2 separate regions of the Homo sapiens genome follow, and region 1 is linked to region 2. Evidence: read pairs that join two places in POLR2A ChIA-PET (ENCODE). Cell type or tissue: MCF 10A. All regions are shown on one strand. Each heading gives the region's core, and the rest is flanking DNA. Links, peaks and the distances in the headings are about the cores only.

Evidence for each region. Peaks named below come from ENCODE experiments on the same cell type or tissue, not always from the same donor. Only the 100,000 strongest peaks of a DNase experiment are listed, where the experiment ranks them.
Region 1: POLR2A ChIA-PET joins it to region 2 with 5 read pairs; 3 of 35 experiments call an interaction of 5 or more read pairs at or near these places.

The regions. Positions count from the first base shown.
Region 1 is chr2:25,648,374-25,664,585 of GRCh38, reverse strand. It overlaps DTNB (dystrobrevin beta), which reads left to right. Exons shown (of 21, transcript NM_021907.5): 2 at 11,925-11,992. The coding sequence starts at 11,926. Among named protein-coding and RNA genes, the nearest start is that of DTNB, 17 kb to the left of the region's middle. RefSeq lists a cis regulatory region at 14,373 and an enhancer at 14,301-14,445. In MCF 10A, for the core only: no CTCF peak of the experiment used is centred there; a DNase peak (open chromatin) is centred at 9,025.
Region 2 is chr2:25,711,732-25,727,943 of GRCh38, reverse strand. It overlaps LOC105374332 (a long non-coding RNA gene), which reads left to right and starts at 2,417. Exons shown (of 3, transcript XR_939849.2): 1 at 2,417-2,526; 2 at 3,068-3,258; 3 at 3,603-3,868. RefSeq lists an enhancer at 4,614-5,405. In MCF 10A, for the core only: no CTCF peak of the experiment used is centred there; no DNase peak of the experiment used is centred there.

The DNA.
Region 1 (16,212 bases), core at 6,724-10,723, 63 kb after region 2:
ATAGGTTGACACTTTACTTCATCTGTGTGTCTGATGATGTCTGTCACGTACGGTAAGCTAGGGAACCCCACCGCCTGGAGGGGCTGATACTGTGATCCTCCTTATTTACCTGCTTATATTGTTTTAGCACATGTTTTAGTTCACCTCTGCTGGGTTTAGTGGTCTTTCAGATCATATTACCTGATTTGAATAAAATGAACTTTGCTAAATAGACAGATGGCTCACAAAGATTCCTGCAAAGAAAATGCAGATTGAAGTTTCAGAGTCAGCAGAAGATTGAAGTAATAATACAAATACACGTGAACAGCCAGAAAGAAACAGAGTGGATACTTCTATTTATATTATGAACTTGTCAGTCAAATGCATAATATAAAAACAATGGTGATCTCATCAGATTGATGAAAAAGCAGTAATAAAAAATAGCTTAGAATTACTAAAAATACTATTTAAAATATGGACTTATATACACTGTTGAGTACATTGTACCTGAAGGTATTTACTAATGATATTATGGGCTAATCTTATAAATTGAGATATTTAAAAACTAAATATTCAGAATATAAAGACAGACTTATTGATGTTTTTCAGTGATTGTCAGTCATAATCCAGTACCTTAAAATTTTATTAAGGTTAATAATACATTTTTAGAAGTTCCTTTTGAGGTTTAGGAATAAAAGACAAAAAGTCATAAACTCTTGTTCTTCTTGTTTGGTAACAGTGGCTGAAATGATATATAGATAAATAATTTGAGTTTGGTGTAAAACTGAAAAGTATCCTGTATTAGCAACTGTTGTTGAGATACTGGTAGAACACGTTGCTGAAGATTTTGAAATGATGGCTATTGTACCAAATTTTAGAGTTCATGGGAGTTCATGTATATTTGGATAAAAGTACAGAGCTTATGGTATTTGGTATACTCTGTTTCAATAATAAAATATATGGAAATATATGGAGAACTGTGCTCCCCACCCCCGCTAAAACACTCAGGATAAGACTTACCAGAGAATTTACTAAAAGTAGATGATCTAAAATGTTATAAAGAAATAGTACATATAAAGCATAAAGAATAATATATTGTTCAACCATTGTGGAAGATGGTGTGGGGATTCCTCGAGGATCTAGAACCAGAAATAACGTTTGACCCAGCAATCCCATTACTGGGTATATACCCAAAGGGTTATAAATCATTCTCCTATAAAGACACATGCACATTGTGTTTATTGCAGCACTATTTACAATAGCGAAGACTTGGAACCAACCCAAATGCCCATTAATAATAGAACGGATAAAGAAAATATGGCACATACACACCATCGAATGCTGTGCAGCCATAAAAAAAGAATGAGTTCATGTCCTTGCAGGGACATGGATGAAGCTGGAAGCCATCATTCTCAGCAGACCAACACAGGAACAGAAAACAGAATACCGCATGTTCTCACTCATAAGTGGGAGTTGAACAGTGAGAACACATGGATACAGGGAAGGGAACAACACACACAGGGGCCTGTTGGGGGGTGGGGGCCAAGGGGAGGGAGAGCATTAGGACAAATACCTAATGCATGCAGGGCTTAAAACTTAGATGGCGGGTCAATAGGTGCAGCAGACCACCATGGCACATGTATACCCATGTAACAAGCCTGCACGTTCTGCACATGTATCGCAGAACTTAAAGTAAAATTAAAAAAATATGTTTCCACTTAAGTAAATGGAGCACAAAAAAAGAAGACTATATTGTACCTAGAACCCAGCCTAAGAAAGAAAATATAGCCAGTGGAGTTGGTATACCTCTGCGGTCATAATTCTGTTTCCATCCCCAGAGATACTCTCTTTTCTGAATTTGATGATTACCATTTCCATATACTTCTTTATACTTTTGCTGTGTGTGTGTGTGTGTGTGTGTGTGTTTGTGTGTGTGTGTGTGTGTGTGTGTGTGTATTTGTATATTTGTATGTTATATTCAGGGCCAGGGCCAGGGTGAGATGAGGAGGCACCTAGGTCCCCAATGTAAGGAGCCCCTCAGCCATGGGCTTGCATGACCCCCAGGGTGATGCTTCCTTAAATTTTGTGCCCCAGGTACCTCGTTCACATCACCATAGTCCCAGTCCTGCTTCTGTTAATATGCATGTTTTTAAGCTTTATGGAAATAATATTATTTTTTATGTATTCTCTTGTAACTTTTTTCACTTAATATTGTGAAATTGATCCATCTCGATAAATGTAGCCCTGCTTTATTCTGTTGTGCGATTGACTATACTATAATTTTATTTTCCCATGCTTCTGTTGATGGACATTTAGGTTGTTTCTGATTTTGTGTTTAGAAACAATATCATCATAAGCATTCTTGTATGTGTCTCCTCAGGACATAGTTGTAAAAAGGGAATTTCTGGGTAATTAGATACATCCATTTGTTTTTTTTGTTTTTTTTTTTTTGAGACGGAGTCTCGCTCTGTCACCCAGGCTGGCGTGCAGTGACACAATCTCAGCTCCTTGCAGCCTCCACCTCCTGGGTTCAAGCAGTTCTCCTGCCTCAGCCTCCCGAGTAGCTGGGACTACAGGCGCCCACGACCATGCCCAGCTAATTTTTTGTATTTTTAGTAGAGACGGGGTTTCACCATGTAGGGCAGGCTGGTCTCCAACTCCTGACCTTAGGTAATCCACCTGCCTCAGCCTCCCAAAATACTGGGATTACAGGTGGGAGCCACTGCGCCTGGCCTATATCCATTTTTAATATTACTAGATACTGCTTTTGCTGTTATATTTATGCTTTCACCAGCAATATATGAGAATTCATGTCACCTCATATTTTTGCCAATATAAATGGTATTTTCAGACTCATTTTTTTCATTTGATGTGTGTGATGGGTAAATTATATTTTTGTAAATTTTGTGTTGCAGAATTAAACAGATACTAAAAAAATCATAGCTTAGTGAATTATTGTAGAGCAAACGCTTCTGTCATCTTCACCCAGGTGAAGAAATAGAATTCTGCCAGCCCTATTAGAAGCTCCTCCATGTACCTCATCCCAGTCATAGCCCCTTCCTTTCCCCCCAAAGCAATCGCTGTCCTGATTTGTATAGTAATCCCTTCCTTGGATTCCTTTATGGTTTTCTACCCCAACTGTGGATCCTTAGATATTATAGTTTAGTCTTGAGTTATTATGTGCAACTTTTTATGTATTTGTTTTCCATTTTTGTTGTCTCTTCTGTGAATCGCCTGCTTATATCTTAGGTCAGATTTTCTTACCGGTTTGTACAAATTCTGTGCATATCGTGGATACCAGTTGTTGGTTATAAGCATTGCCGATCTCTTTTCCCAGTTAGTGACTTGTCTTTTCATCTTTCTCATGAGTTTTGATACTTAGATTTAAGTGTAGTTTAACTTAGGCAAACTTTTGCTTAGAAAGTCCTTCCTTATGTTGAGATTAAAAGATATTTTGAGACTACTGTAACAAAAGCTTAATTGCAAAAGACATAAACAGGCACCTCACAGAAAAGGAAACACATATGACCAGTAAACATATTAGAGATGGGTACCTTCATTAGTGATCAAAGAAATACCAATCAAGACCACAATGAGATGATATCATATACCCATGCTGTTGGCAAAATTTGAAAAGCCTGGTGGATCTAGTGTTGGAGAGATTGTGAATTCACAGGATCTCTGATATATCACTGACAGGAATGTACTTTGTTGCACTTTAAAAAACATTTTGGCAATTCCTTTTTTAGATACACACCCAAGATAAACTCTTGACCTTGTGCAGCAAGAGACAGGTACAACGTTTTGTAGCAACACTGTCCACGATAGAAAAAAACAAAACTAGAAACAACTCAGATTTCCATCAGTAGGAGAGTAGATTAAAATGCAGTTTTGGAATTATACAGCGTTAAAAAAAATGAACAACAGGGTGAATCTTAGCAATATAATATTTAGTGAAAACGATTACCTTAGGGTTATGCATAGTAAGATATCTTTTTTCTGTTTAACTTATTTGAGATATAATCCACATACCATATAATTCAACCTACAGTTCAGTGGTTTTTAGTATATTTCTAGAGTTGTGCAACCATCACTATTAATTTCAGAACATTTGCATCATCCCTAAAAAGAACCCTGTACTCATTAGCAGTTACTCCCTATTCACCTTCCCCCGTCAACCCTCCACAAACCCCTGGAAACCAATGATTAATTTTCTGTTGCTATGGATTTACCTATTCTGGACATTTCATAGAACTGGAATCATATAATACATGGTCTTCTATGACTGGCTTCTTTCATTTAGCATAGTGTTTTCAAGGTTCATCCATGTTGTAGCATGCTTCAGTACTTCATTCCTTTTTATGGCTGAACAATATTCCATTGTATGTATATGCCACAATTAGTATGAATATACTGCAGTTTCATTCCAGCACCACTTGTTGAAAAGACTGTCCTTTCTCTCTTGAATTGTCTTGGTACCTGTGTTGAAAATCAGATGACCATAAGTGTAAGGATATATTTCTGGACTCCCAGTCTGTTCCATTGATTCCTATTGCTATCCTTGTGCCAGTACTACACTGTTTTTTTTATTACTGTGGTTTTGTAGTAAGTTTTCATACGTTCATGGACTTCATTTGCTAATATTTCGTTGAAGACTTTTGCAGTGAAAATGAACAATGTTCATGAACATTGGTTGGTAGTTTTCCTTTTTTTCTGCCTTTGTTGGGTTTTGTTATCTAGGTAATGCTGGCTACAAAATGAGTAGGTAAGTGTTTCCTTGTCTTTTGTTTTCTGGAAGGGTTCTTGTAGAATTGGGCTTGCAGATTCCTTTCACAGAAGGTTTTTTTTTAAACTACAAATTCAATCTCTTTAGTAATTATAGGGTTATTCTGGTTATCTGTTTCACCCTGGGCGAGTTCTGGCAATTTGTAGCTTTTGAGGAATTGGTCAGTTTTATCTGAGTTGTTATATGTATAGATTAGAATTGTTCATAATATTTCTATGGTGTTTCTTTTAATGTTCATGTGTTCTGTAGTGATAACTTCCCCTCTTTCATTAGTAATATTGATAATTTATGCCCTCTTTTTTTTGTTGCTCTGTTTTGCTAGAGGTTTATCAATTTTATTGATCTTTTCAAAGAACTAGCTTTTAGTTTCATTGACTTCTCTTTCTTTTAGTGAATTCTAGTTTCAATGCATTATGGTCAGATAACATACTCTGTATGATTTTAATTCTTTTGAATTTGTTACTGTTTGTTTTATGGCCCAAGCTCTGGTCTTTGTTGGTACATGTTTCATGTGCACCTAAAAAGAATGTACATTTCATTATTGTTGGTAGAGTGTTCCATAGATGTCAATTAGCTCTGGTTGGTTGATAGTGTTGCTCAGTCCTTCCACTACCTTATCACTACCTTTTCCCCCACCCTCTTCAGTGAGGTCATTTCATACATATATAATACTGTTGGATTGCTTTATCACATTCTGCTTTTCATTCTGGGATCCTCTGATTTTTTTTTTAATTGCATGCATTAAGGTTCACTCTTTGTGGCTGGTGTGGTGGCTCACTCCTGTAGTCCCGAAACTTAGAGAAGCAGGGGTGGGACGATTGCTTGAGCCCAGGAGTTCGAGACCAGCCTGGACAACAATAATGAGACCCTGTCTGTACAAAATACATAAATAAAAAGTTAAAAGATTAAAAAAATAAAGATTCACTCTTTGTGTTGTAAAGTTCTGTCGGTGTTGACAAACACATAGTGTCATGTTTCCACCATTACAGAATCATACAGAATATTTCTCTGCCCTAAAAATTGCCCCGTGCTTCACCTACTCAGTTCACTGCCTGCTTTCCCCAAACTCTGGCAACCACTGATCATTTTCCTGTTTCTATAGTTCTGTTTTATCTAGAAGGTCATAAAATTGGAGTCATACAGTATGTAGCCTTTTCACACTGGCTTTTTTCACTTAGCATTATGCATTTAAGGTTCCCCCATGTCTTTTGATGGCTTGATACTTTGTTCTTTTTATTGCTGAACAATATTCCATTTATGAAGTATTGCAGTTTATTTATGCATTCACCTATTGAAGGGCATCATCATTGCTTCCAGCTTTTGGCAATCAAGAATAAAGCTGTAAACATTTGGGTGCAGGTTTTGTGTGGACATAAATTTTCAACTCAATTGAGCAAACACCTAGCAGTGCAATTATTGGATCGTATGGTAAGACTGATTAGCTTTATAAGAAACTGCCAGGTTTCTCACATCGTGACTGCTTGTGCATTCCCATCAGCAATGATGAGAGTTCCTGCTGCCTCTGCATCCTTGTTAGCATTTTTTTTTCTTTTTTTTTTTTTTTGAGATGGAGTCTCACTCTGTTGCCCAGGCTGGAGTGCAATGGTGCGATTTCAGCACACTGCAACCTCCGCCTCCCAGGTTCAACCAATTCTCCTGCCTCAGCCTCCTGAGTAGCTGGGACTACAGGTGTGTGCCACCACGCCCAGATCATTTTTGTACTTTTAGTAGAGACAGGGTTTCGCCATGTTAGCCAGGCTGGTCTCGAACTCCTGACCTCAGATGATCCACCCACCTCGGCCTCCCAAAGTGCTGGGATTACGGGTGTGAGCCACTGCACCCGGCCCTTGTCAGCATTTGATGTTGTCAGTTGTTTTTTATTTTAACTATTCTGGTAGGTATGTAGTGTTATTTTGTTGTTTTAATTTGTAATTTCCGAATAGATTTTCCAACAAAAGGTGTTGTTGAACACCTTTTCATATGCTTATTTACCATCTGTGTATCTTCTTTGGTAAGATTTCTGTTCAGAGCTTTTGATTGTTTTTGATTAAGCTGTTGTTTTGTTACTGAGTTTTATGAGTTTTGTTTGTTTGTTTGTTTGAGACAGGGTTTTGCTCCGTCACCCAGGCTGGAGTGCAGTAGTGTGATCACAGTTCACTGCAGCCATGAACTCCTGGGCACAAGCGATCCTTCCCACCTCAGCCTCCTGAGTAGCCAGGAATACAGGTGTGCACCAGCCTGCCTGGCAGTTTTTGTATTTTTCTTGTAGAGATGAGCTTTTGCCATGTTGCCCAGGCTGGTCTTGAACTACTGGGCTGAAGTGATCTGCCCACCTCAGCCTTCCACATCCTGTTGGGATTACAGGTGTGAGTCACCGTGCCCAGTGTTCTTTATATAATTTGTATACAAGTACTTCATCAGATACGTGTTTTGAAAATATTTTCTGTCACTCAGTTGCCTGTCTTTTCATTCACTTAATAGTATCTTTTGTGGGGCAGTTAATTTTGATAAAATCTAACTATTTTTTTTTTTATTTCATGGGTTGTGCTTTCCAAACCCATTCATTTGGTTTTGCTTTGGGCTGAGGATATTAAACAGCCTTTTCTAGGAACTTTCAGTTTCAACCCTTTCATTTATTTATTTTTGAGACGGAGTCTCACTCTGTTACCCAGGCTGGAGTGCAGTGGCATGATCTCGGCTCAGTGCAACCTCTGGCTCCTGAATTTAAAAGATTCACCTGCCTCAGCCTCCCAATTAGCTGGCATTACAGGCATGCACCACCACACCCAGTTAATTTTTTTTGTATTTTAGTAGAGACTGGGTTTCACCATGTTGGCCAGGCTGGTCTTGAACTCCTGACCTCAAGTGATCTGCCTGCCTCGGCCTCCCAACGTGCTGGGATTACAGGCGTGAGCCACTGCACCTGGCCAAGTTTCAACCCTTTTAGATTTAAGAAACTTCTCTTACATTTGCATAGCTAGGACCCTGGTCTTTATAGACTGAAGATGTGTTCTGGTTCTTTAAATTGGGTGAAATGAAGCAGTGATTCGGACCCACTGAAGATCAGAGATGTTTCAATAAACGTGCCTACTGGATTTCTCTGTATGCCCACAGGATGAACCATAGGAAGACAGGGGTGGAGAGTTCTGAGATCACAAGGTCATAGAATTTTATTTGTGCATTAGTGTGGACAAAGATTTTGGCAGTTGAAATGGGAAAAGAGGGTGGATATGAGCGTGATTATGAGGAAGGAAATGGCAGGGTTTGAAATTAGAGTTAGTGTGAAGGTAATGATATTGGTTATCTCTAGATTGTGTGGCTAAGAAAAGGCAGAGTGCTAGGAGTTCAAGTGGAAGGAAGTAGAGAGATGTACTTACATTCATGGTAGCATTGGTCTTCAAGATTATATCAGAATGGCAAGGGTATCTCATCAGCTGTGGTATTGGAGTAGATAATACCCTTCTTAGGTATGGAACTGTTAAAAGCATAATTACAAAGATACAGGCATTAGTGTACTTAAAGCACTGGCATGGAGTCACCTTTGACTGGGCCTAGGGAAATGGTTTATAGTAATCTCAGTTTTTGTGTATCCCATTAATTTGGATTTTATGTACCCTGAATTATAAGATTGCTTGAAATGAAACTACTTAATGCCTTAATTCTCCCAGTAGCTGACTTGTAGACAAGGATTTAAATGCAAGTATTTTATTTTGGAGGTTATCCTTGGAAAAGCCAGTGGGGGAGTGGGAAGTGAGATAGGAGAGGGAAGATAGCAAAGATTGCAAATACGAGATTTGTTTTCAAGCCAGGTACTGATTTTTTTCACAGTATTCCCACTGAGAAACTCCAGGAGCGAATGTAAAACTTGTGTCTTAGAGTTATAGTCCTTCAGGGGAAAGGTAGTTGGAGTATTTATATACCATCTCTTTCAGTTATTGGTTAAGATTGTTTTCAGGAGGTGGTAGATCTACCTGACAGGCGTGTATGTCAGGCGTGCCATGCCGGGAACAAAATGGACTCGAGGTTAGAGAAAGCTCTCAGGTGCTGTCAGGCCAGTGTACCTGGTAGGGGATAGGGGATATACAGACTCTCTTTTGACTCCTTCCTTAATACCTTGCCATGCAGTTCCGGGATTTTCAATTTATTTCCTTTAAGACATCATTGGAAACATTTATTTCCACCTTAAATGAGCCATTCTAGTAGCATGTTAGGACTGGCTCCAGATGCCCTTTTTGGAACATTAAATTGTGAGTCATGGAAGAGTGGCCCATATCAACAGACGTTTCCTTGCCAGTCTTATACTTGACCACCAAGTTCAGTAGTCTCAAGATCCAGGTATGTTCTTCCAGTTCTTGCCAGTACATCTCATCATATCATACTGTGTTGGTGAATCAATGCTTTCATCAAAAGGAAGGCCAGTACCTCCCTATTCTGACAATGCCTGGTTGTTAGCCTAGAAGCAATGAGGGAGGTAGGCACATATCTCCAGGAGGGTAGGCATCTTTGGAGGCATGCATCCCAGCTAAGACCTCTGCATAGTTTTTAGTCAGGGGAGACCGCCCTCTTGTAGTAAGAGGAAGAAAGCCGCTTCTGGCCTAGAAGGTTCAGAAGAATCTTGTCAGGACTGTGAATTCAATCTTTGTAATTTGCCTGCTTTCACAGTCGAAACTTGGGTCTAATTTTTAGCACAGTCTGTCTTCAGGCAAAGAAATGCAGATGCTGGCAACTAGAAACTGGACAGTTAGACCTTAGCGTAGCCTGGTGATAGAATGAAGGCAGGGTCTGCTGCACCTGTTCAGTCAACAGATGATGTCAGTGTTATGGCTCCTGTTGAGTAACAGACTTTTCTTAGCATCAATTTGGTGTGCTGGTCCATTCTAACACTTAGGGAACACTGACTGTGTGCTGGGAACTGTTCTAGGCATTTGCTGTGAGTCCTCACAACAATCCATGAGGAAGGTACTCGTGATCATCACAGTTTTACACATGATGAATCCGAGATTCAGAAGGATTAAGTAATTTTTCCAGGGTCCAAGTGTTGGAGCTAGTGTTTGAAATTTAGTTTAATTCACTAAAACACTCATTCTTTTGTTATTCCACATTGCTTCCCAAAACGTATCCCCATTATGTCCATTTGACAAATGATGAATTTGAGATGCAGAAATTGAGTGACAAGATGAGTTTCAAGGCTAGTTAAAGAAAACTATTGTTAGAATTCAGGATGTCAACTGTTTTGCTGTTGAATATCATATTGAACAAGTGGCTAAATTTAATACTGGCTGTTTTCGAATGTTTACCGTTTTTAAAATTTCGTTACGTGGTCTGTCTCAGGGTTTCTCAGCCTCAGCACTATGGCTGTTTTGGACTGGATGATTCTTTATTGTGAATACTCTCCTGTGCATTGTAGAATGTTTAGCAGTGTCCCTGACCTCTGTTTACTAGATGCCAGTAGCACCCTCCCAGTTGTGACAACCAAAACTGACTGTAGATATTGCTAAATGTCCCATGGGGGCAAAATTGTCCCTGGTTGAGAACCAGGCCAATCTCTAAAGGTGGTTGTGTTATGACAGAGCTCACCTAGAGTAATTCAGAAGTTTGTTTTGTGAGCAGGGAGTTATATTGCTTTAAAGTGGAAGGAGTACAGTGTGGTGGAAAGAACACGAGCTTTGGAATCTCTTGGCCCTGCTGCTTATCAGTCCCTGTAGCCTTGATTAAGTAATTTGTCTTTTTTGAACTTTTGTTTCCTCATTTGTAAAATGGGCATTATATCTACCGGGTAGGGTTTTGGTGATTAAGCTGGAGGATGATACATGTGGAAGGATGAGGGGAAAAAAGGAGAAAAATGATCTGTAGTAGAAGAAAGTGAAGGAAAGATACAGAAGGCAGTTATCAAGAGCGGGAGTAAAAGGCACATTGGGAAGGTCTAAGACAGCAGGTGAACGAACGGCATCTTCCCTCTTCCCACACTCCAGTCCCAGGTCACTGAGTCTGGAAGAAAGCTCTGAACAGGGCTGAGCGTGGTGGCTCATGCCTGTAATCTCAGCACTTTGGGAGGCTGAGGCAGGCAGATCACTTGAGACTGGGAGTTCGAGACCAGCCTGGCTAACATGGTGAAACCCCATCTCTACTAAAAATACAAAAATTAGCCAGGCGTGGTGGTGCGTGCCTGTAATCCCAGCTACTCAGGAGGCTGAGGCACAAGAATTGCTTGAACCCGGGAGTCGGAGGTTGCAGCAAGCTGAGATCGCACCACTGCACTCCAGCCTGGACTACAGAGTGAGACTGTCAAAAAAAAAAAAAAAAAAGAAAGAAAGAAAGAAAGAAAGAAAGAAAGAAAGAAAGCAAGCTCTGAACAGTTTTCTTTTCCTTCTTTCTTTTTTTTTTTTTTAAAAAAAAAACGTTTAATTGGACTTACAGTGCCACATGGCTGAAGAGGCCTCAGAATCATGGTGGGAGGTGAAAGGCACTTTTTACATGGCAGCAGCAAGAGAAAATGTAGAAAAAGCAAAAGCGGAAACCCCTGATAAACCCATCAGATTTCACGAGACTTATTAACTGTCACGAGAATAGCACGGGAAAGACCGGCCCCCATGATTCAATTACCTCTCTCCCACAACACATGGACATTCTGGGAGATACAATTCAAGTTGAGAATTGGATGGGGACACAGCCAAACCGTATCAGGGATTAATACCTGATTTCTTTAATATGAAATTGAATATTCATGTATATTTTATGTATAAGCTAACTGTTCTTATGTCCTTTATTACAGCCTTTCATTACATTTATTTTCTAAATTATATTTAGTAACATGTTTATCCATATAAAACAGTAGAGATATGGGAAGTTACCTCAACTAATCCAGGACTCTGCAGAGAAAATAATCAAAGTTAGAAGTAAGTCAGCCCCATATTTTTAGCACAGTAAGCAAGTGTATGAGCTCATACAAGTATTGATTTACTAATATTTTAGAAGCTATCAAATAAAAGGATGGCAGTTTATCTTTTTCTGAATCAGGCTTCCAGTTTATTTTTACTGATACTGTCTTAAAATGTGCATTTGCAACTTGGTTTCCGGTCCCTCTTCACAATAGAATGATTAGCACTTGATTGAATTGTCGAATTATACAGTGGTTTATTGTATCTTTCTTTGTCTCTAGGATGATTGAGGAAAGTGGGAACAAGCGGAAGACCATGGCAGAGAAGAGGCAGCTGTTCATAGAAATGCGTGAGTCTTGAGTCCTTGTTCATATGTGCGGGAATGTTTGTGTGGTTTTTTTTTTTTTTTTAGATCAAGTCATAGCTTTAATCAGTTACAACTTTTATGTTATAAGCTTTGCAGAGGGAAGAATGGGAGTTAAAGAATCATGGAGTTGAAGGACCCCAAGCCAAAGCATATATTTGAATAGAATTGACTTGCTTTCTTAGACAAGGCCATAAATAAATAGGCAGAAATGTTACCTAGAATGTCTGTGATTTTGTACCATGCCAGTCAATTTAGATCTCTTGCTGTAACTCCATTGTTACCATGAACTTTGCAGGTGGTGACTAATGATTAATACATTATATAAATTACCTTCCACTAGATGACAGTTCTGAGACAGAGAGGACTCAGTGTTAGGGCAACACCTAGAGCTGTTGGAAAACTAAAAAGAGTGAATGTGTATTTTGATATATTTTTAACTTTAAATATTCTGTTAAAATTTACATTGTTGTATACAGTTCAAACAGAGAGAAGAAGATGGCTGAGAGAAGTTGGGTGGTTCCCAATCCTTGCAGGATTGTTTTGCTCTGTGACTACTTGTCTATGTGACCATGACCATGTGACCTTGACCAACTCAAGGTTGCATTTGCTGGACCTCAAATTCCTTTGTCATGAAATACGGGTAATTGGTCTGGACCAGAGATTAGGAAACCTTTCAAAAGTACTGTACTCTTTTTTTCCCCCAGTGAAATCTTACAAGGACCCTTAACATAAGAGTATGATAAGATTGGTAGTGCTTGGTTGAAGCAGGAGAGGGGAGCCAGCCTGGGATAGCCTCTGAGGTCCTTGCAGAATTCTAGAATTCTGCATATCGCAATATGAAAATCAGTGGGTAAAAGTCTCAGAAGACCCAACTCTCGACATATTTGACACCTTTAGGGTCTTGGTAATGGTAAGCAGAGTTTGACTCAGCTCAGCCATGTGTTGTCCTGTCAGTCATAGGCTGGATAACTATTTGTTAGGGGTGATAAAGAAGAAATTTTGGCATTGGATAGGCAGTCCAACTGGGTGATCATTAAGGACTTTTGTAGTTCGGAGCTTCTAATGGCTAGTAATCCAAGCCAGACACCTTGGAGTCACTTCCCTCCACCTCACCTTCTACCTCCAAAGAAATCAGAAGGCATCTGAGTTTTACTATGTACATGAGTTTGAATCTGTTCGTCACGCCACAGCAGCTTTGAGTCCAGCTTTGCAGTTAGACTGCTTAGTTTGGATCTTGGCTGCCTCACTTCCTGACTGAATAACCTTAGGCAAGTTAACTTAATCTCTCTGGGCCTCTGTTTCCTCATCCATAAAGCAGGAATGGCATTGACTTCATAGAATTGTTGTGAAGATTAAATGAGATAATGTGAATAAAGCACTTGGCACAGTGCCTGGCACTCACATACTTAAGTATGAAGTAAGTAGTACATACTTAATATGGATGGTTGTGTTTATTACTAATTTTTTTTAATCACTGGTACTTTTCTGAACCAAAGCAATAATTTCCTGATCCCTTCTTCCAGTCTTGACCCTCTCAAATCTGCTGTCTATGATCAGCTACCAGATTGAACTATTTAAATCTGTGCTACTTATTATTATTATTTTTTTTTTTTTTGAGAGGGAGTCTCACTCAGCCGCCCAGGCGGGAGTGCAGTGGCGCCATCTCGGCTGACTGCAACCTCCACCTCCTGGGTTCAAGTGATTCTCATGCTTCAGCCTCGTGAGTAGCTGGGATTACAGGTGCCTGCCACCGCGCCTGGCTAATTTTTGTATTTTTAGTAGAGATGGGGTTTCACCATGTTGGCCGGGCTGGTCTCAAACTCCTGACCTCAAGTGATCCGCCTGTCTTGGCCTCCCAAAATGCTGGGATTACAGGCCTGAGCCACTGTGCCTGGCCTAAATCTGTGCTACTTCTTTGCTTACATTCCTTTACTTGCTTCTCATCACTTTAATGGGAAAGACCCCACTCCTAAGAATGCCAAACAAGGCCCTTCTGGCCCCTTTTTTGCTCTGCCCACTAGTTCCCAATTTTTCCATCACATGCCTTGCGTGTTACTTCCCAGCAATACTGAATTGGCTTTCCTGCAGATCATGTGGTTTCATGCCTTTCCGCCTTTGCACAATACTGTTGCCTCCACCACCCGTCATACTGCTTCTGCCTACCCTTCAAAACTCAGCATAGGGGTCATCTTTTCCTTTCAACTTTTAGTGCATTTATTGAGGATCTGCTATGCTCCAGGCACTATTCTGGGTGCTAGGGCTACAGAGGAGAACAAAACACAGTCCCTGACTTCACTTCATGAAACTTCCATGTTAGTAAAGGGAAGCAGACAAAATAGGAAACCAAATACACAAACACAGTAATTCCTGATACTAAGAAGAGGCTGGGGTGCCTTAAGTAATACGCATGCAGGCGTTGATGGGGTAGAGATCTGAAGTAGTCCTGCCAAGAACTGGGTTTACTTCTTTGTGAATGTTACTACTCTTACACAGAAACCTCATATGAATTATCATCCTCTGACTTAAGGATAACAGTCAGTCTGGGAGACGTTTGGTAAGTATGACTTCTTGAGTCTCCTATATTTCTTCACAGGAAGAATTGCATGGGTGACTATAGTGTCTGCTGCTGGAAGCCCCACCCCCTCATTTCCAGCAACGTCAACCAGAAACTCCAGCATAACTACTTTCTATGGATGCCAGAATCACCTTTTTCCAGCCATTATTCAGTTGTATCATTTAGTATGTTGATTTTAGTATGTCAGTTTTGAATCCAGTACTCTTTCTCAACTCTTATTAGTCTTAATGGTTATAGATTCCTACTTAGGTAGGTAACTATACAATTTTTTTCTTTTTCTTTGAGACTGTGTCTTGCTCTGTCACTCAGGCTGGAGTGCAGTGGTATGATCACGGCTCACTGCAGACTCAACCTCCAGGGCTCAATTGATCCTCCCGCCTCAGCCTTCTGAGTATCTGGGACTACAGGCGTGTGCCAGCAGGCCTGGCTAATTTTCTTGTTTTTCGTAGTGATGGGTTCACACTATGGTGCCCAGGCTGGCTGGTCTCGAACTCCTGGGCTCAAGTGATCCTCCCACCTCTACCTCCCAAAACGCTGGGATTACAGGTATGAACTACCGTGCCTGGCCAGTAACTATACCATTTTTAAAGAAAGACAATTTTGACTCTTCCTTTTGTAATTGTAATCCTTATACCTTTTTCTTGACCTAGTGTACTGGTTAGGGCCGCAGAGGTTATATTGAAAAGTAGGAAGGATGGCCAGGTGTGGTGGCTCACGCCTATAATGCCAGCACTTTCGGAGGCCAAGGCAGGCGGGTCGTGAGATCAGGAGATTGAGACCATCCTGGCTAACATGGTGAAACCCCGTCTCTACTAAAAATACAAAAAAATTAGCTGGGCGTGCTGGCAGGCACCTGTAGTCCCAGCTACTTGGGAGGCTGAGGCAGGAGAATGGCGTGAACCTGGGAGGCGGAGCTTGCAGTGAGCCAAGATCGCGCCACTGCACTCCAGCCTGGGCGACAGAGCGAGACTCCGTCTCAAAAAAAAAAAAAAAAAAAAAAAAAAAAAGGTAGGAAGGATAGCGTCTTGTTTTTGATTTTCATGGGAATATTTCTAATATTTCTATTCTTTCTATATTTCTAATATTTCACTGTTAAGAGTGATGATTGGTACAGGTTAACCAGATAAAGGTGAAAGAACTGATATGTCCTAATTTGCCAGGAATCATTATCATTATTTTCTTAAGTCATAACTGAATATTGAATTTTATCAGATGTTTTCTGCTTCCCTTGAGATGAATGTCTTTCCTCTTTACTCTGTTAATATAGTGCTGGGGCCAGCCATCTTTTTCTTAAAGAGCCAGAAAGTAAATATTTTAGGATTTGCAGGCTGTATGATGAGGTCTTTGTCACACTACTCAACTCTGCCATTGTAGCATAAAAGCAGTCATAATAATTTAATAATTTAAATAGTTTTTTTTTAACCTTAGTTTTCAGAATATTTCCTTTTGGAGCTCTTTTTAAAAAAATAATTGTAACTTTTAGATTCAGGGGGTACATGTGCAGGTTTGTTACATAGTTTGTATTTTTCAACCTTGTGTTACCTTTACTATTATGACTTTATATAATATCCTTAAGCCTTTATGTTTTTAGACAGTAGTTTTTACATTTTCTGTTATGAACACAGCG
Region 2 (16,212 bases), core at 6,834-10,833:
AGAACGCTGCTCTACCCTGCTCTGGATTATAAAGTATTTGATGGGGCTACACTCCAGGCCCACCTGCTGAGGCACCTCTCTCAGCCATTGCTACTCTGTCAGTCCAATACCACAGTTTATCTGAGCCTTGCAATTAGTATCCCCACACTGAGTGTGGGGAATAAGGACACTAGCCTTGATATTCTTGGATCAACCCATACTCATGTGAGTATTTCACTATTGCAGTTTTGACACAGGTCAGCCAAGAGACCTTGCACCTAAATTCCTGCCCTTCTCTTTTTTTGTCCCCAGATCCTTTCCTGTCTGGTGGAAGGGCTTTCTCCTCCATGCGTGGCACAAATCTATGCTTCCTACTCTCTCTGGTTTATTCTTTATTATAAGTCCTCTAAGAGGCTTTATTTCTTCATATGTAGAAACCCAGCTTTAGGGTTTCTAAGAAATAGCTCTATCTTTCTCAAAAAAACCTAGCTTTCAAGACAATTGTCTCACTATGGACTTTAAAAAAGTCTGGTTGACACATGCACACGTATGTTTATTGCGGTACTATTCACAATAGCAAAAACTTGGAACCAACCCAAATGTCCCTCAATGATAGACTGGGATAAGAAAATGTGGCACATATACACCGTGGAATACTATGCAGCCATAAAAAAAGATGAGTTCATGTCCTTTGCAGGGACATGGATGAAGCTGGAAACCATCATTCTCAGCAAACTATCACAAGGACAGAAAACTAAACACTGCATGTTCTCACTCATAGGTGGGAATTGAACAATGAGAACACTTGGACACAGGGCAGGGAACATCACACACCGGGACCTGTTGGGGTCGGGGGCAGAGGGAGGGGTATCATTAGGAGAAATACCTAATGTAAATGATGAGTTAATGGGTGCAGCAAACCAACATGGCACATGTATACCTATATATCAAACCTGCACGTTGTGTACATGTACCCTAGAACTTAAAGTATAATGAAAAGAAAAAAAAAGTCTGGTTGAAGCACGAAGCTGAGCCATAATGTCTTTGTTTTAGCTAATGTCCATCCTCTTTCCTTGGGACAGTAAGCTTCGACCTCATTGTTTGACTGAAAGGTTTGGCAGGGTGCAGGACGAATCACTGAGAAGGAAAAGCACCTTATTACCTCAGCTGGATCGGCAGTGTTAAGGATGTTAAAGGAAATGTTTAAAATGCTGAGAGCCTTGGTAATGAATGCTTCTGAATGTGTATGTTGTCACTGGAGTATTATGACAAGGATGAGTTGGAGGGGAAAACCCATATGTTTCAATCATCTTTTTTTAGTTCTGCATACTAGGGGTTCAGTAAATATATGTCTAATTCAATATAATTCATTTGTAATTTTCAAATTCTTTTTTTTTACATTTGAGGGGTGGGGAAACAGGACAAACAGAATTCAAGAAGGGGAAGGAAGTCATCTCAGAGAGGGAAAAGTTAAATACTTTAATGTCAAATTATATTAAAATGATTAAATTCATAAACTTATAGCTGAGCAGATAAAGGCATATCAATGTTATATTCTTTTAGGCGTTCCTATTGTGAATGAAAAAAATGCTTTTCTAAACATTACCTCTTCTCAATTTATTTGCAAGTATGTACATTTAAACAATTCAGTATACTATTGCTATGGTCTGCATGTGTGCCCCCAAATTCATGTGTTGGAAATGTATTCCCCACTACAACAATGGTTGGGAGGTAGGGGCTTTTAGGGTGTTGTTAGGTTATGAAGGCTCCACCCTTGTGAATGGATAAATGCTGCTTTATTATAAAAATGGGGCCTGGCATGCTGGCTCATGCCTGTAATCCCAGCACTTTAGGAGGCCAAGGTGAGAGAATTGGTTGAGGCCAGGAGTTTGAAACCAGCCGGGGCAACATAGTGAGACCCCATCTCCACACACACACACACACAAAATATTGGAAATGTAGCTGGGGATGGTGGCACACACCTATAGTCCTAGCTACTCCTGAGGCGGAAGCAGGAGGATTGCCTGAGCCCAGAAGTTTGAGGATACAGTGAGCTATGATGGCGCCACTGCACTCCAGTCTGGGTGACAGAGGAAGACCTTGCGTCCTGAAAAAAATAAAAGTTAAAAAGGGTGAGGCTTGTGGGAGGGGGTTTGCTCTCTCTTGCCCTTCTGCTTTCCGCCACGTGAGGACACAGCCGGAAGACCCATACTAGATGGTGGTGCCTTGACCTCGGGCTTCCCAGATCCCAGGAGTGTGAGAAGTAAGTTTCTTTCCTTTATTAATTACCCAGGCTCAGGCATTTTGTTATCGCAGCACAAAATGGACTAACACAACACTGTGTCTCTTCTCTTTGCTGAATCAATACTTCTATTTTAATTGCAAATAGTAATACTGGCAATCACTTTTTTTTTTTTTTTTTTTTTTTTAGCATTAACCATGTGCTTAAGGGTTGGAAACAGTGGTCTCAGGAGGAGGAAGGGAGCGAAGGTGATGGCAGACTCTCCTCTTAAGTGTGACAGAGCCTCACATGTCAAGGTTAAACAGGTACTGGCCCTTTGAGAAGAAGGGGGAAATCTGGGTTTTTCTGTTATTTATGGCAGTCCACCCACATTTATGTCACACAGCTGCAATTCACAAAGCACTTGGCAAAAGTTACCACATTTCATCCGCATTACTCTCCTGTGAGGTAGAGATTATCATGCTTATTGAACATACAAAACACCGAGGTTCAGAGGGGATCGGGGGTCCTCAGTTACACAGCTAGCCAGTGGCAGAGTTGGGGGTTGAACCCCATTTTCTGCATCCTGGACACAAGCTGAGCTGCCCTAGCCCCACCTCCCTCCTGAGAAGGGGAGAGTATGCCCCGCTATGGCTGCGGCCGGCCTGCTTGATATTGTTCTCTTTTGGGCACTACCATCCACCAGGGAGAGATCCAAGGCTCCTCCAGGGGAAAGAAAGCTCTGCAATTAGACTAAATATAGTCTGGGAGAGGCTGCACCTCATTTGGACTAATTATCCTGTCACCCATTAGAAGAACAAAGAGTGAAGAATTTTCAAGCCTCATCATTTCCATTCCTCTCACTAGCTTGGACTTCTATATAATTGACCTGACCCCTCGGGCCTGGAGATAAATGTTAACAGAGCATACATGCTGACTGAGAAACGTCTGAGCTGCTGAGGAAGACCATGGCGATAATTCTCCTTCACTTTCCAGCACAATCCAGACTCCATCAGAATTGGAGGGACACTGGCCTGATGAGAGATTCCTCAGTCCTGGTAATGCTCAGATGAGGGCAGGGAACAAGAAAAGGCCATCGGTGGAAACCCAGTTGACAGTCAGTTGCATAAAGTATTGATATTCCATTTTGCAAAACCCTTCTTGTTGTTCTAACAAACACTGAACACATACTATGTGCAAGGCAGTGGGCAGTTTATTAAATATGTTTGAAGGAAGCCAGGAGAAACTCAATGGATCCCTAAGAGTTGAATTCAAAACCAAAGTTAGAGAAATTCAAGAGAAGGCAAGGTACTTTGGTCAAGATGTGTGCATAGCCGTTAAGGTTTGGGATAAAATGAAATATTGTTTCAGGATGGTTTTATTAAATTCTTGTTTCTTTTAGGGAAGACCTGCAGAACACTTGGCATCAACCAGCAAAAACATTTTTAAAAAGAGTAGTGCTTCATAGAACACAGATAAAATCCTATTAACCACAGATACTACAAATGACTTTTATGAACTTGTGACTTTCCATTGTGGATGATTTTCTTATGCAGGCATAACATCTGTTGATGGCCTCAGAAATCGTTCTATCCCCCTCTCCCCTCTCCCTTGCCGAAGCTGGACGGTACTGCTGCCATCTCAGCTCACTGCAACCTCCCTGCCTGATTCTCCTGCCTCAGCTTGCCGAGTGCCTGCTATTGCAGGCGCGCGCCGCCACGCCTGACTGGTTTTCGTATTTTTTTGGTGGAGACGGGGTTTCGCTGTGTTGGCCGGGCTGGTCTCCAGCTCCTAACCGCGAGTGATCCGCCAGCCTCGGCCTCCCGAGGTGCCGGGATTGCAGACGGAGTCTCGTTCACTCAGTGCTCAATGGTGCCCAGGCTGGAGTGCAGTGGCGTGATCTCGGCTCGCTACAACCTCCACCTCCCAGCAGCCTGCCTTGGCCCCCCAAAGTGCCGAGATTGCAGCCTCTGCCCGGCCGCCACCCCGTCTGGGAAGTGAGGAGCGTCTCCGCCTGGCCGCCCATCGTCCGGGATGTGAGGAGCCCCTCTGCCTGGCTGCCCAGTCTGGAAAGTGAGGAGCGTCTCTGCCCGGCCGCCATCCCATCTAGGAAGTGAGGAGCGCCTCTTCCCGGCCGCCATCACATCTGGGAAGTGAGGAGCCTCTCTGCCCGGTCGCCCATCGTCTGAGATGTGGGGAGCACCTCTGCCCTGCCGCCCCGTCCGGGATGTGAGGAGCGTCTCTGCCCGGCTGCCCCGTCTGAGAAGTGAGGAGACCCTCTGCCTGGCAACCGCCCGGTCTGAGAAGTGAGGAGCGTCTCCGCCCAGCAGCCACCTCGTCCGGGAGGGAGGTGGGGGGGTCAGCCCCCCGCCCGACCAGCTGCCCTGTCCGGCAGGTGAGGGGTGCCTCTGCCCGGCCGCCCCTACTGGGAAGTGAGGAGCCCCTCTGCCCGGCCAGCCGCCCCGTCCAGGAGGGAGGTGGGGGGGTCAGCCCCCCACCCGGCCAGCCGCCCCGTCCGGGAGGTGAGGGGCCCCTCTGCCCGGCCGCCCCTACTGGGAAGTGAGGAGCCCCTCTGCCCGGCCACCACCCCGTCTGGGAGGTGTACCCAACAGCTCAATGAGAACGGGCCAGGATGACAATGGCGGTTTTGTGGAATAGAAAGGGGGGAAAGATTGAGAAATCGGATGGTTGCCGTGTCTGTGTAGAAAGAGGTAGACATGGGAGACTTTTCATTTTGTTCTGTACTAAGAAAAATTCTTCTGCCTTGGGATCCTGTTGATTGGTGACCTTACCCCCAACCCTGTGCTCTCTGAAACATGTGCTGTGTCCACTCAGGGTTGAATGGATTAAGGGCAGTGCAAGATGTGCTTTGTTAAACAGATGCTTGAAGGCAGCATGCTCCTTAAGAGTCATCACCACTCCCTAATCTCAAGTACCCAGGGACACAAACACTGCGGAAGGCCGCAGGGTCCTCTGCCTAGGAAAACCAGAGACCTTTGTTCACTTGTTTATCTGCTGACCTTCCCTCCACTATTGTCCTGTGACCCTGCCAAATCCCCCTCTGCGAGAAACAGCCAAGAATGATCAATTTAAAAAAAAAAAAAATTGTTCTATCTGTAATATAATAAGATTCTGTAATACCACATTTGACATCTGCAACAAGTTCCAAGTAAAAGACTGCAATAGAAAAAAATGTTTTGCACATTTCAGATCAGATGTTGCATATTTAAAAATCAAATCTCATTTCTAAGAAAAGGATGTAGCTTGTTTTGCCAACAGGGCACAAAATAGAGTTCAAAAGGTTCATGTCACAGTTTGAATCACCATCCAACCAAAGTGTGGAGAGACGATTCATACATCTTGTGTCTGGCACTAACTAGTGGCTATCCAAGCTTCATCAACAACAATAACAGTACATATTTGCTGATAATCCCCTATGATAAAGTGAGCATGCCAAAATTATTAGGTTAGTGCAAAAATAATTGTGGTTTTTGCCATTTTTAACGGCAAAAACCGCAATTACTTTTGCACGAACCTAATATCATGAATTTTATATACACCTCCTCGCTTTCCTTCAGAGGGGAATGCTGCTACAAGACAGGATTCTGCTTCAGAACCCAGCTATGAGAGAGGCACTCTCCCACTACCCAGAAGGTAGAAGAGAGGAAGTAGGCTCAAATCCACCGAAGTGCTTCTGGGAAGCGGAGCAGGAGGCAAAGAAGTAAGTCGAGGTGGGGAACCAGGGTGCATGAAGCTGAGCAGAGGACTGGCCATTCTGGTGGTTTTGATTTTTCTGTGTTGGTTAGTTCCCTGCTTCTTTGGTGTCCTCTCTCTCTCTCTCCCTCTCTCTGTGCTACATGCACCCCTTCCTGATGTTGTTCTATTTTGCTTCACTCTTCCTCATCCTCTGCTTTGTCCAAAATCTGATTGCCCTGCTGCACATGTGTGCCCTGAACCCCATTACTCTGAAATCTGGGCTGCCCCAAAGACCAAATTGGATTAATTATGCCCAAGCAAACTTTGAAAACACTTTAAAAAGAAAAGAAAGAAGGCCAAATGAGCTGAAGACAGGTTCAGTGACCTGGAGATGATGTGGTTCATTTGCATATCTTGGTAGGGTTTTCAAAGGGTAAAGAAGGCAAGATCTTTTCCAGGAGCTTTTTGTTTGAACAACTTATTTATATAAGAGAATCAGTTAAATATCACCTTCACCAAAAGAATTATGTTGGAGTGCTGAAAACTCTGAAGCAATCACTCGCAGGTCAATTTTCTCTGCCCTGAGAGGAATGTGTTTCTGAATCCAGAAGTTAGGATAGCTTTGTCCACCCTCTCCTCGAACATGGGCAAGTGTCATGGAACACAGAATATAAAAGCCAGGCTTTCTAAGACTTTAAGAGTAAAAGGTGTTTCTCTGCCTTGGCAGCCAAAAATAAATGACTGTGGACTAAGCACGTACCTTCTAGACCACGGTTTCTCAGCCTTGACACTTGAAACTTTGGGTCAGGTAAGTCTTTGTTGTAGGGGCTGACCTGGGCATTGCAGGATGTTTAGCAGCATCGCTGGCCTCCACTCAACTAGATGCCAGGAGTGCACGTCCACACACACACATATGCAACTTATGACTATAAAAAATGTCTCTAGACATCGCCAAATGTCCCCTGGGAGATGAAAATCAACCCCTCTTGAGAACCACTGCTTTAGAGAAGGGGGTGAAGTATTCTGTTCCAAAACATACATATAAGACCTTAAGTGTTTTCAAGTATTTAGGGAAAAATGGTGTTTTAGAAAAAAATATAGTGATAGCTTAACCTTCACAGGTTCCAGGGCACTGCTCCAAGCTGTGACTTCTGCTAAACTATTGTGCTTCAAAAGAGAAGGAACAATATGTGTCACAGTCACTGCTATGGTTATTACACCCAGTATAGTGCCCAGGGCTCAGTACGTGCTTAAAAACATTTGTGACATTATTACCATTTAATGAGCAAATACTATGTGCTAAGCACTATGACATGTTCATATATCATCCTTAATCTTTACAACAACACTAATAGGATAGGCATTAAAGTAAGACTCTTCAATAAAGCAAATCCAGATAGTCATGCAATTGTTATTTGATTCCCAGTTCCTTGCCTTCCCCCAGCTTCTATGGGAATGAGCTAAAATTTCTACCAACACGAAGGGGGAGGACTGCAACTCACTTTTGGGGAGAGGAGAAGCAGAGTGAGTCCCCATTTCCTCTGCATTTGCTCAGCCACATTTCCCTGGATCCAAAAAACAAGGTGGCAGGTAACTAGGAGATTCCTGGAATAATTCCTCTGCTGTCCTGGGCACTTTAGTCAGCCACAGGACCCATGCTTGTTGCCATCAATATTTAAACTGGAGTAAACAATGCCCAGGTGGCTGTAAACCACAGCTGAGCCTGGGAAGGATTTAACTTGCATAGCCAGAACCCTGGAAACCCAAATCATGACATACATTTCTCACTAATGCACCCTTGCATTTTATAAGATTGACCGCTCCTGCCCACTCATCACGCCATGCTGGAGTTTTACTGTATCATCTCTATGGTACAAATGAGGAAACTGAGGCCCTATGAGGTTGCATGATTTGTTCAAATCACAAAGCTGCTCTATGGTGTCCTGAGATTTGAAACATGCAAGGTTAGGCTGACTCCATAGTCTTTCCACACATATCTTCCAGAGTGGAGCTGGTGATTGCCATTCCTGCATCCCATGTGTCCTAATCCCCTGAATGGTTTTGAGTCGGGGGATCATATTCTCTATTGTGTGGGCTTGGGAGGGGCAGATGAACAGGACCTGGTCCAGAGCCAACAGGCTTCAAGCTCTGCCAAGCAAGTGTGTAGCAGGAATACCAGGACGAATAGCAGGCAGGACTGGACTGGCCAGGTAAGAACAGGCAGAGGCAAAACAGGCAGCCTTTATTATGAGATTGAACAAGATGAGGCAGAACCCATAATCCAGCACTTGCTCACCGCTCCTGCTGTAGACGGGACCACCGAGTGAATCCCTGCCTCCCAGAGAGGCCTGGGCAGGATGCCTGGCATCAGATAAGCCAGAGGTCTTGGCAGACTGCCCAGACCCCACCCAGGGAAGGTGCAGTGTTGGGGAGCATGCATGCTAAATACATACACACACACACACACACACACACACACACACACACACACACAAATGTATGAGGCAGAAGGCTAGCTGGGTATAGGAGTAAGCTGTGTTTTTTACATATATTTATCACGTAGGACTCTTCAATTCTTTAAAAAAGTTTTGCTTTGGGCAGTTGTGTGGTCACCAACCTGGTTGTTGGTGTAAGTCAGTGAGTGCTGCCAGGCAGCACAGACCAGGAGTCCAGCTAGTTAGGAAAGCCAAGCACATAACCATTTCTAGCAGAGATGGTTGAAACCAAGATGCTTTAATTCAAAGAGGAGCCGCGGGGCACAGTGACACCATTTCCCTTAACTGGGAACACCACTACAGGGAGGAAACTAGGTCTGCTGTGGAGGTGTAAGCTGAACAAAAGGAAACAGAACAGAAACAAGGTTCAAATAAGCGGGTGGTGTCAGCACCCCCACAACCCACACCAGGTGTAAGCCTGGGTGGGTGGTTCCTCCTGGACAAGGGAGCTGGCTTACTTGAGGTGAGGAGATCAGGATGGCATCTCACAGAAAGGACATGGGACAGGTTTGCCTCACCCCTCCGTCTAGGTACAACTGTTGTTTAAGAGGTGATACACTGGCCTGCCAAGATGCAAATCTGTGTACTCATAACCTTCATGTCAAATTCTGTTCTTAATTCTGCAGGGAAAATGATAGTGAACAATCGCACCTATGACATCCCTTCCCTTCATCGTGTGAACTCATGTCATACATTGCATATGTTACAGCTTAAAATTATTTTCTATTATTTTGCTAATCAAATTCTATTGATGTAGATGAACTCAAATGCTTGGTCCTTCCTTCTCATTTCTTTTTTAATGCATGGAAAATTAGTTGTATAGTAGTAGTTAGAAAGTTAGTAGCTTATACTTTTTAAAAATGTAGGCCAGGTACAGTGGCTCACTCCTGTAATCCTAGCACTTTGGGAGGCCGAGGTGGGTGTATCACCTGAGCCCAGGAGTTTGAGACCGGCCTCTCTACTAAAAATAGAGAGTAGAGACCCCATCTCTACTAAAAACACACACACAAAAAAAAAACTAGCCAGGTGTGGTGACACACACCTGTAGTCCCAGCTACTAGGGAGGCTGAAGTGGGAGGATCGATTGCTTGAGCCCAGGAAATCGAGCCTGCAGTGAACCGTGATCACGCCACTGCACTCCAGCCTGGGTGACAGGAATGAGACCCTGTCTCAAAAAATAAAAAATAAAAGTGTAGACCAGGCGCAGTGGCTCACGCCTGTAATCCCAGCACTTTGGGAGGCCAAGGCAGGTGGGTCACAAGATCAAGAGATTGAGACCATCCTGGCCAACATGGTGAAACCCTCTCTACTAAAAATCCAAAAAAAAAAAAAAAATTAGCTGGGCGTGGAGGTGCATGCCTGTAAGGGAGGCTGAGGCAGGAGAATTACTTGAACCCGGGGGGCAGAGCTTGCAGTGAGCTGAGATTGCACCACTGCTCTCCAGCCTGATGACAGAGCAAGACTTCATCTCAAATAAAATAAAATAAAATAAAAATGTATTCAGATATTTACTGAACTACTATTTGGCTACTACTAGCACCTAGTAGGCTTTTTCAAGACCCTGGGGGACATAAGACACATATAGTTCCTGCTCTCATGGTGCTGACATTCTGTTGGGGGGGATAATAGTGGGAAAGAAATGTCCATGTAGATAATATAATTCCAAATAGGGATAAGCACATTAACTAAGACAACGCATTATCGTTCCTAAATTATTGCATTTATTGTTCTATGTAACACTCAGAAGCTCACTCCAAGTGATCTTCTCCCTTCTCCTCAGTGTCCTTATAGAGCATGAGCCTATTTGCATGTGTTCCTTCTGTCAGCAGGGGCACTTAGCTCAGCTATTGTTTTCAGTGGGCTAGTATGTGTCATATTTTTTTTTTTTGAGACGGAGTTTCGCTCTGTTGCCCAGGCTGGAGTGCAACGGCGTAATCTCGGCTCACTGCAACCTCCACTTTCTGGGTTCAAGTGATTCTCCCACCTCAGCCTCCCAAGTAGCTGGGATTACAGGTGCATGCCACCACGCCTGGCTAATGTTTTTTTTTTTGTATTTTTAGTAGAGATGGGGTTTTACCATGTTGCCCAGGCTGGTCTTGAACTCCTGGGTGCAAGCGACCCACCTGCCTCAGCCTCCCAAAGCGCTGGGATTACAGGCATGAGCCACTGCGCCCGGCCACCGGCCATGTTTTCATCTAGACTCCACCATAAGACAAGGTATGAATCCTTCTTCTCATTCTGCTTCCATCTCTTCTGTCTAGTTGCTGAGCAGATCTCAAGATGGGAAGCTAGAAAGAATGACAGGACTGTCTAGAGAAGGAAGGTCATGTAAGAATGGAATCTGATCTCCTTTTTTCCTAGATGCTAACATTATATCCTCTGCCTCCTGCCTTATTTTTAAGTCTTTTCTCAAGAAACATAAACAAGAGTCCTGTTTGCTTCCCTATGCTCCCAGTTCAGAGATGCTGCATTGAACTGGACAGGTTAGACTGATCTGGAGAGTCCAGATGGAATAGTCCCAAAACTTATTCCCTAGCAGGCAATTAAGGAATCTGTAAGGAATAAATGAGTCAATGAATCTACAATGAATCTACAAGGGATCCAATCAGTCATCAAGCCTTTATCACGCACCTATAATTTGCCAGGCACTATATTGATATTTGACAGACAAAAATAATTAAGCACACTCCTGACATGGAGGAAAGAAGGCATGTCCACAGTTAATTTTAGAACAATACATAAAATTCCATAACAGCAGGATCAAAAGTACCACAGGAACACAGGGCAGGGATCCAGTCTGACTAGCAGATTGGAGGTGGCTCTGTGTATGAAATATCATCTGATCTGGTCTTTGAAGGAGGTGTGAAAATTTCAGAGAGGAAAGGCTACACGTTTCAGGCAGAGGAGAAAGGGCCTGGCAATGCATTGTTTAGTAGCCTGAGTGCTACATCTTTAATCCCCTTCCTTACCCTACAGTGCCTCTTCCCCTCACATGGCTCCATTAAAAAAGTAACATTGGCTGGGCGCGGTGGCTCACGCCTGTAATCCCAGCACTTTGGGAGGCCGAGGTGGGCAGATCATGAGGTCAGGAGTTCAAGACCAGTCTGGCCAATATGGTGAAACCCTGTTTCTACTAAAAACACAAAAATTAGCCAGCCATGATGGCAGGCACCTGTAATCCAAGCTACTCAGGAGGCTGAGACGGGAGAATCATTTGAACCTGGGAGGCAGAGGTTGCAGTGAGTGAAGATCACACCATTGCACTCCAGCCTGGGTGACAGAGCGAGACTCTGTCTACAATAAATAAATAAATAAATAATTTTTTAAAATAACATTAAGCTTCACAGAGAAAGAACTTGGGTAGGAGCCATGCATAAAGTACAGTGGAAACTAGAAATCAATAATGTATGTTAAGGAACAATGTCCTTCTAAACATAGAATTGCTGGCTTCAAATTAGCTGCCACTCGGCCTTCATTTAGTTCTTCTAGCCACCATTTAAGCCTTATTCCCTGTTAATATACTACCCTATGATAGTTGAACATTTCTCCTCTTTTTTTGGGGTGGGGGACAGAGTCCCCAAAGTGCTGGGATTACAGGCGTGAGCCACCATACCCGGCTGGGGTCTTTCCAGTTTTTTATGCTTCTTTTTTTTTTTTGAAACTGAGTTTCACTCTTGTCGCCCAAGCTGGAGTGCAATAGCGCAATCTCGGCTCACTGCAACCTCTGCCTCCCAGGTTCAAGGGATCCTCCTGTCTCAGCCTCCCAAGTACCTTGGACTACAGATGCACGCCACCATGCCCAGCTAATTTTTGTATTTTTAGTAGAGACAGGGTTTCACCATGTTGGCCAGGCTGGTCTCAAACTCCTGACCTCAAGTGATCCTCCCACCTCGGCCTCCTGAAATGCTGAAATTACAGGCGTGAGCCACCGCTGTTGGTCTATGCTTGTTGACAGAGCTACAGTGAACATGTCACAGAGCTACAGTGAACACATATCACAGTTCTTTCTCCTTTAAAAGGTATGCTGAGTTTTGAACCCTTGTTATATTGCTGCCACATTCCTCTCTGGTTAAAGTGTCACCAGCTGTGCTTCAGGGGTCTATTTTCCCACAGCCCCCCCAAACTGGGTTTTATTTTTATTTATTTTGGCTTGTGTCGTGGTAGCATTAAATGATTTAATTGGTATTTTAAAATTGCTAATGCGGTTTTGTGAGGATTAAATTAGAAAATATATCTACAAAGGCGTGGCACATAGTAAGCTATTATTATTATTATTACTCCTAGCAGTTATTGAATGAAAAGTTAGATACTGTAGTGACCTTATATATTTGTGTTTTGTTCTTATGTTTTTGTGCAGAGGGGCTCTTTCTCTTCATCCACACGGGAGCTCCTGCTCAGTCCTTTCTCTTTTCTATCCTCACTCTGTGAGTGACTTCATTTAGTCTCAAGTCTTTAATGCCATCTGCATGCTGGCAGCACTGAAGTTCATGTCTCTGGTGTGGACCTCTCTGCTGTACTCCAGCATGTTTAACAGCCTGAATTCATGTCTCTGGTGTGGACCTCTCTGCTCTACTCCAGCATATCTAACTGCCTATTCAACTTCTCCGCCTGGAGGTGGCATCTCACACTTAACTGTGCAGACTGAACTTCAATTCCTTGCAGATGTTGCTCCTCCCATTGCCTTTCCCATCTCAGTGAAAACACCTCCTTCCAGGCTCTCAAGCTGAAACCTTTGAGTATTTCTTTTCTTTTTTCTTTTTCTTTTTTTTTTTGGAGACAAGGTCTTGCTCAGGCTGGAGTGCAATGGTGCAACCACAGCTCACTGCAGCCTCAGCATCCCAGGTTCAAGAGATCCTCCCACGTCAGCCTCCCAAGTAGCTGGGACCACAGGTGTGCGCCACCACGCCTGCCTAACTTTTTGTTTGTTTTTAGAAATGGTGTCCCACTATGTTGCCCAGGTTGGTCTCAAACTCATGGACTCAAGTGATCCTCCTGCCTCGGCTTCCCAAAGTGCTAGGATTACAGGTATGAGGCACCACCCCCATCCAGTATTTCTTAACTCATGTTTTTCTCTTACACTCTGCATCCAGCCTCTAAATCCTTTAAACACTTTCTTCAAAATATATACTATACAAAACACTATCTTCGAAATATTCCAGCATCTTCCCACCACCTCCATCTTCACCACGCTGGCCAAGACACCATCTTTCACCTGGATCTCTCACCTGTAAAACCTTCCAACTGGTTTTCCTACCTGTACATATCCATCTTCATGACCTCAGATTTTACCTTGGGTCTCCTCCTGATCATGAGAAGCTACTACAGTCCCAGCTGCAAGGTGAGACGTGACAGTGTGCAGTGGAAGAAGAAGATATCTCTTATGAAGAGGGAGAAAATCATTGCCAGAAGCTCACCAGCAGGGTCCCCTCACTTGCCCATCCCTAAGCCAGTCTTTGGCAAAAGGAAGGTGATTGCCAGGCTGACAGGGTCTAGTCAGGATTACCATTGAGCTAAGGAGGGGGTCATCTTCTCTTGCAAGTAGACTCCTAAGCAAAACTGGAGCTCCATTTATTGGAGAAGAAATGGGGGTAGATTTGGGTAAACATCCAAACAGAATCTGTCACAGACCGGTTGCGGTGGCTCATAGCCTGAGGTCAGAAGTTTGAGACCATCCTGGCCAACGTGGTAAAACCCCATCTCTACTAAAAATACAATTTACCAGAACAAATTACCACTAACGGGTTGGCCTAAGACAGCAGAAATTCATTTTCCCACAGTTCTAGAGGCTGGCAGTCTGAAATCAAGGTGTTGGCAGGGCCACATTCTCTCAAAACTCTAGTGGAGAATTTCTTGCATGCCTTTTCTTAGCTTCTGGTGTTGCTTTTTTTTTTTTTTTTTTTTTTTTTTGAGACAAAGTCTCGCTCTTGTCCCCCAAGCTGGAGTGCAATAGCGTGATCTTAGCTCACTGCAACATCCGCCTCTCGGGCTGAAGTGATTCTCCTGCCTCAGCCTCCTGAGTAGCTGGGACTACAGGCGCCTACCACCAAGCCTGGATAATTTTTGTATTTTTAGTAGAGACGGGGTTTCACCATGTTGGCCAGGCTGGTCTCGAACTCCTGACCTCAGGTGATCCACCCGCCTTGGCCTCTCAAAGTGCTGGGATTATAGGCGTGAGCCACCGCACCTGGCCTGGTGTTGCTCTTTAGTTTGTGGGTGGATCACTCCAATCTCTGCCTCCTTTATCACATGGCATTCTCACTGTATGTCTTCTCCTCTTCTTCTTCTTCTTCTTTTTTTTTTCCTTCTTTTTGAGACAGAGTCTTGCTCTGTCGCCCAGGCTGGAGTACAGTGGCACCATCTCAGCTCACTGCAACCCCCACCTCCTGTGTTCAAGCAATTTTCCTGCCTCAGCCTCTCAAGTAGCTGGGATTACAGGTACCCACCACCACACCCGGCTATTTTTTGTATTCTTAGTAGAGACGGGGTTTCACCATGTTGACCAGGCTGGTCTCCAACTCTTGACCTCAGGTGATCTGGCTGCCTTGGCCTCCCAAAGTGTTGGGATTGCAGGCGTGAGCCACCACGCCTAGCCATCTTCTCCTCTTCTTATAAGGATAGTCATACTGGATTAAGGACCACTCTACTCCCGCATGACCTCATCTTAACTAATTACATCTGCAATGACCCTATTTCCGAATAAGGTCAGAGTCTTAGGTACTGGGGGTTAGGACCTCAGGACTTCAACGTATCTTTTGTGGGACACAGTTCATTCATTCCATAACACCTATATTGAGAATATAATTTAGAATGTAAATTTTCTTGACTTCCTCCTTTCCAATCTGGACGCCTTTTCTTTCATTTTCTTGCCTAACTGCCCCGGCTAGAACTCAGTTCAATATTGAACGGAAGTGGCTAGAACAGACATCCTTGTCTTGTTCCTGATCTTAGCGGGAAAGCATTCCATCTTTCACCATTAAGTCTGATGTTAACTGTGGGTTTTTCACAGATGGCCTTTATCAGCTTGAAAAAGTTCTTTCTTATTTCTAGTTTACCAAGATTTTATCATCAATAATGGATTTTGTATAATACATTTTCTGCATCTATTAAGATGATCATATGGTTTTTGTCTTTTATCTTATTGATATGATGTATTACATTAGTTGATTTTTGGATGTTAAACCAACCTTGTATTAGGAATAAATCCTACTTGGTTGTGGTGTATAATATTGAGGAGAGAAGCCATTTCTCTGACTGTCTCCTGTCTCTGAAGAGGAGGAGGAAGTAAAAGTTGAAAAACAACAGGAATGAAGTCAGTGGCAAGACCAGCCGGTGCCACTGATGACCTGACCTGAGGTTAAAAGATTAACTCCCCCACTCTAACCACATGTGCTCTCAATCAATCACGACCCTTTCACGTGGAACTCCTTAGAGTTGTAAGCCCTTAAAAGGGCCAGGAACTCTGTCTTCAGGGAGCTCGGCTCTTAAACGACGCGAGTCTGCCAACGCTCCTGGCCGAATAAAAAACCTCTTCCTTCTTTAATCCGGTGTCTGAGGAGTTGTGTCTGCGGCTCGTCCTGCTACAATATATGTATTTATTTATATATTTTTGGCTGCTTCTGCAGAGCAGGGCTACTCCCTAGGCAGAGTAGCCTGGTGTATAATCCCTTTAATATGCAGCTGAATTTGGTTTACTAGTACTTTGTGTCCATATGGCTGAGAGATATTGATCTGTATTTCCTTTTTTGTGATACCTTTGTCTGGTTTCAGTATCAAGGTACTACTGGTCTGTTTGCTATTGCTTGGTAGGACTCACCAGGAAAG